Regions from separate parts of the Mus musculus genome. Here region 1 is linked to region 2. A link is a contact called in ENCODE POLR2A ChIA-PET data. All regions are on one chromosome and are shown on one strand. The core of a region is the stretch at or near the end of the contact, and the rest is flanking DNA. Distances in the headings are between cores, read along the strand shown. Region 1 holds the start of Nit2 (nitrilase family, member 2). Region 2 holds the start of Tbc1d23 (TBC1 domain family, member 23).

The links. ChIA-PET counts read pairs that join two places held with the same protein, here RNA polymerase II (POLR2A).
Region 1: POLR2A ChIA-PET joins it to region 2 with 16 read pairs in embryonic stem cell. The contact joins the promoter of Nit2 here to the promoter of Tbc1d23 in region 2. POLR2A ChIA-PET finds 5 or more read pairs at or near these places in 4 of 5 experiments (Patski and embryonic stem cell).

What each region holds. Positions count from the first base shown.
Region 1 is chr16:57,165,984-57,168,683 of GRCm38, reverse strand. Nit2 (nitrilase family, member 2) reads left to right here and starts at 1,352. Exons shown (of 10, transcript NM_023175.1): 1 at 1,352-1,403; 2 at 2,468-2,586. The coding sequence starts at 1,397. It overlaps Gm16892 (a long non-coding RNA gene), which reads right to left and starts at 1,315. Exons shown (of 2, transcript XR_003951893.1): 1 at 1,214-1,315.
Region 2 is chr16:57,230,059-57,232,758 of GRCm38, reverse strand. It overlaps Tbc1d23 (TBC1 domain family, member 23), which reads left to right and starts at 1,293. Exons shown (of 19, transcript NM_001358433.1): 1 at 1,293-1,445. The coding sequence starts at 1,393.

The DNA of each region.
Region 1 (2,700 bases), core at 103-2,602, 64 kb after region 2:
TGACCTTTCCCCCCTCTTTCTACTAGAGCTGTCAATAGATCTGTCACCTTAGACCTGGCTTTGTCTTCAGTAGTTGCCATGGCTACCAGGCCACTGCAGTTTCTAATGCAAGATGAAGATGGGGTAAATATGTTAACCCTGGAAGACATAAGGCCATACTGCAACCCATCCCCACACCTTCCTCCAGCGCATACATTCTTTGTTCACCCCGCTTCCCCAGTGTTCTCAGGTTCTTGGAAGAAACAATTCTGTGATCCCCTCAGGACGATGTAGGTGCTTAGATCCAAACCCAGGTCCTTTGCAAGAGCACCAAGTGCTCTTAACCACGGAGCCATCTCTCCAGCCCTGCTTTGTCCTTTTCAAACTGCTGTTTATGGTTCTCTCTCTCTCCCTCTCTCTGTCTCTCTGTTTGGCTCTCTCTGTCTCTCCCAAAGTTTGTGAAAAGCTCAGCCCCACTGAAGACAGCTGACTAAAATTTCTTTTGGGGATCTGATCTGCAGGCTTTCTTTCCTCTTGTCAAGCTCTCTAATCCCCTTGGCTCCGTGCTCTGCAAATGTGACAAGGTATAGACTTTAACTTGCAAGCACTGCAAAGCTTAGAAAGCAATGTCACTAGCTGGGTGTGTTGCTACAGGACTCAATCCCTGCACTCAGGAGTGGGAGCAGGAGGATTAGACGTCAAGGTGAGCCTTAGCTACATAGCAAGTTAAAGTGCAGCCTAGGCTACAAGAGACCCTGTCTGAAAACCGGAAAAGCTCAAAACAAAAATAAATATTTACATAAATGATAATGAATAAAAATTAAATAATAAATACAAAGGTCAAATCGTAGAATACTGCTTAGCACCAACTCTATCTCTTTCCCCAGCCCAGTTAGGAGCAAGGTTCTGAAGTCCTGCTAGCCTAAAACAACCAGGTGCACTTCCTCAAGCCAGTCAGCATGGAGCATCGTTACCCTGGCCACTGCCATGATCTAACCTGAAATTTATGTCCTTTGTGCCACAAGTAGGACCTTTCTACCCCAGACCATTTATGGCACACTACCATAACGTAGGCTTCTCTTTTTTGACTTTGCTTTTGAAGGCCCTATATAAAGAATTTGTAATTATCACTTCTTGGTGTATGCAACCGCAAAGGGTGAGCCATTTTTAGTACGGTGCCCAGGCAAGAATGTAGACTGGTACTGAATGTGCACAAAGTCGGAGGCTTACTCACCTACATTACAGCACAGCACAAAACAAAACAGTAAAATCCTCAAAGCTCATCGAGGCTCCGCCCCTCGACCCAGCCCTTGACCACGCCCCTTCTGCGCGCGCGGCTCGGCCCCGCCTTCTGCACGCTGCGGAGGAGATTGACTGGCAGGAGTCCCTGTGGCCTGCGGTGCACCGTGGAAGAGCCATGTCTAGTAAGTGGCTCGTGGTCTGGTTGTCCAGCTCCCAGCGGGAGCGGGGTCCTCCGTGCGGCGGTGCAGATGAGCCGGCTGGGTCCTTGCGTCCCCCGGTCAGCCATGCCGGTGGCTCTTGTCACCGGTGTCCGCGGCGCGGCGAAGCCCAGGGGCGGCTGGCCGTGCGAGCACAGGCCTCCGCGCGGGGCGTCCTGTGCTGTCGGAGCTGGTCAGCTTGCGGGTTGGGTGGTGGTGTCCAACTCGTGGCTCTGACTTCCTCGCCTCACAAAGCGGTGGATAATCACACCTCACTCCGCAGTTCCTCGTCTGTAAAAGTTTATAGTTGCACTGTCCTGGCATATTCATGTAAATGTTGTTCCCGTAATAGGCCCGTCACTCGAGGTGTTTTCGTGCCCTCCGCCCCGACTTGTTCATCTTCAAAATCATTAATCGCTTTCCGGAGAAGGGGAAGCAACAAGTCTTGCACACGGAGGACCCCAGTGGAGGGGTTTTCCTGCGTAAGCCTGCAGAGGGCGCTTTTGCACCGGCCCCTAACCTGGGTCGGGACCTTGTCCATATTGGGTGGCTTTTGGAAGAAGCTAGAAACAAAACTATAGTTTTATTATCCTTTCCTGCCTCAGGAGCAGAGGCAGTCTAACTTCCTAGGGTTAGGGGAGATATTAGTGAGTTTCTGTGATACTCTGGTGACAGCTCAAGGTCTGTTAACCTGAAAATAATGCCAGGTTTTGGTTTCATTTGTTTTTATACAGATTCTGGCACTGTTCAATTAAGAGGTGTTAGGGGCTAAATGCCTTTTTTTTTTTTTTCTCTCTCATCATATTTAGGATAAGCCAAGGAATGAGCGATCATAGTTTTTATACTTTTAAGGAGAGCTTCGGCCTTCTTCAGAAGCCAGGTTTTGTCAGTGTTGTCGATATACCCCTTTAGATTGCCAGTAGTTGGGTCAATCAAAAACCATGTTCAAATACTGCCTGATATCCTGTTTGAGAATCCTGGCCCTGGGTGAACTTAGTGGGCAGATCTGATGACTTTTTTTTTTTTTTTTTTTTTTCTTTTTTCCCCAGCTTTCCGCCTGGCCCTCATACAGCTTCAAGTTTCTTCCATTAAATCAGATAACCTTACCCGGGCTTGTAGCCTAGTGCGGGAGGCAGCAAAGCAAGGTGCCAACATAGTTTCTCTGCCTGTAAGTATCAGGGCAGCCTGCCCATTCTTCAGGAGCTGTGGATCCACCACAGTACTGCGTGCTGGCAGTGGTCCTCTTATGTCCCACCTCCAGCAATGCCTTTTGGAACCCTAA
Region 2 (2,700 bases), core at 44-2,543:
CTTACTTTACTTAATTAAAGCTATTTCTGGTCATTCCTGCCCCATCTAAAACTTAATTGTTTTCAGTTTTTCTACACATTACCCCTGCATTTCTCAGTGTGCATGCATCTATTGCTAATATATTGATATCAAACATAAACGATGCCTTTTGTTTGTAATCTGTTTGGTTCATCTAACAATGGCATTTTCAGATTTATCCATAAATTTCATGTAGTTAACTGCATCGTTGTTCCTGGGCTTAAAAATATTTGTTCAGCTCCTCCCTGAATCTGTACTAGGCAAAGATAGCCCAGGGGCTAGTGTTTTGGTAATACTGGTACTGTGGATGAAACCTGGGTGCGGAACAAGGAGGCCCATTTAGAGGGACAAATGGGACTTTGGCTAGGAAGGGAAGGATCTCGGCAGCTTTCTTTTTTTTTTTTTTTTTTTTAAGATTTATTTATTTATTATATGTAAGTACACTGTAGCTGTCTTCAGACACTCCAGAAGAAGGAGTCAGATCTTGTTACGGATGGTTGTGAGCCACCATGTGGTTGCTGGGATTTGAACTCTGGACCTTCGGAAGAGCAGTCGGGTGCTCTAACCCACTGAGCCATCTCACCAGCCCCCCTCGGCAGCTTTCTTAAACTGATTTTTTAAACTGGAATTTCAGTTTCAGAACTACAGTTGATTCTCCTGGCTGTTAGAAGACATATTTAAGATAGAAGACTAGAGTATAATTTTCTTAACTGGATAGCTTGACAGAGTCCTTCGTGTATTTTTATTTTTCTTGTAGCTCTGGTGATTGAATCATTGAGGATGCTGGGCAAGTGCTGTATGGTTTACTAAGTCCCTGGCCTTTTTATTTTTTTGAATGGTCTTTACAAATGATGTGGTATGTCCTTTCCTTTTTTTCTATTCAGCCTACCTTCTCTGTGTGAATTCATACTTGCCCTCCTCTCTCCACTAGCTGGGATTCTCAATTCTGGCTCACACCGGACAGCCAGAGACCCAAACATTAAGACGCCAAGCCAGGATGCTTCACTTTCAGAGTCTCCTCTGAGCCACGCCTGCCCGCAGCGTGGCGCCCCGCCCCATCCCGGAGAACCCCTCCCACTCCCCAGGGTCGGCCCCGCCCACAAGCCTTGTGCCCCGCCCACTCCGTTCGCGGGCCCTTGGCATCCTGGGATTTGTGGTCTTCCATAATCTTCTCCCTCTCGCAAAGCTCCGGGCTCCGCCTTTCGCCCTAGAGACGTGGTGACGTTGCATCCTTCCAATTCCTCGCCTCCTCCCTCTTTCGCTCTGGTGAGTCTCAAGTCTCAGACTTCATAACTCCTTTTACGACACTGAATCTCTGAGACAGTCTCGGTGCCAGGTCCACTTTTCGGCAAAGTGACGTGGACGTCAACAGCAATGGCGGAAGGAGAAGAGCTTCTGCCACTGTCAACGTCGGGCGGGGACAGCTGGTGAGTGCGAGCCCAGGTTTAATTCCCACTGGCCCCTTCTCTTCCTGTTCGCCATCCTGCCTGTCCCCGAGGTGCTGGCTGGCGGGGCGTGGAGCAAAAGGCACCTGTCCTCCTCTGAGCCCCTGCCCCGCCCCCTCTGCTTCAGGGTCCCCTCTGCCCGCGGGCTTCTGCGGCTGGGGCAGAATCCCGGGGACTCAGGGGCCATCCTGGATCTGCGCCTAAGTCAGGTCCTCCCGCTTGGCCCAGCGAAGAGAGTGGCTTCCCCACTGAGTTCGCCGAGTCCCTAGCCAGGGAGTTGGAATGGGCGCACTAAGGAGGAAGTTCTTGGATGGAGATCTCAGACCATTTGAAATGAGATCTTTTGAAATAACCACCGCGACCTTTGACAGTGCAGAGGTCGTGAGATACACCCAGCAAGATTCCTTCTACGTAGTTCAGGGTTGTCTTTAAAAAAAAAAATTATTATTATTAATTTTGTTTATCTCCCAACAGTTTCTAACATTTGTTATTATTATTTTTTTTTCTTCCCCACCACTTTCCTCACAATTTAATTTCATGACTTGGAGGGCGTTTTGAATTTTGTTACTGTTTCTCCCGGGCATTTGCATGTGTCTCTGGGGCTGTGGGAAGATTTGGTTTTTAAAGGAACTCATGTAGCCCAAGGCTGGCCTCGAACTTTCTGAGTGGCTGAGGATGACTGTGGACTTCCAATGCTTTTGCTTTCTCCTCCCGAGTGCTGGCTTGTAAGCTCCATCCTGCCTGGTTTGTGTTGGGCTGGGGATTGAACCGAGGGCTTCCTGTGTGCTAGGACAAGCATTCTACCAACTGTGATACATCCCCAACCCTGCCAATACCTTTTTGGTAGGCATTATTTTTCCCACTGAGGGTCATTAATTTTTGGTGGACACTTCTACTTTTGAAGTTGTGTGTGTGTGTGTGTGCACGTGTATATCTTACAGTTGATCTAACTGTATTGACCAGGTGTAAGACTCATGGATTTTGCTGTTGTTTTTCACAGTGTTTATATATCACTGTCACGGTGTACCTACACACAATGCAAGCCTTTGGTAAATTTGTACTTTACTAATTGAGGACAATAGAAATAACAGAAAGGAATACACGATATAGCAGTTGAGTAGCTGGTCTTCTGGGGACTGACAGGTACACATGTAGCAAGCTAAAGTTAATTTTGTTCTCTGAGATTGTAAATAAGTGTTGTGGGAGTTCAGAAGAGGCAGAAACCATTTCAGCATGC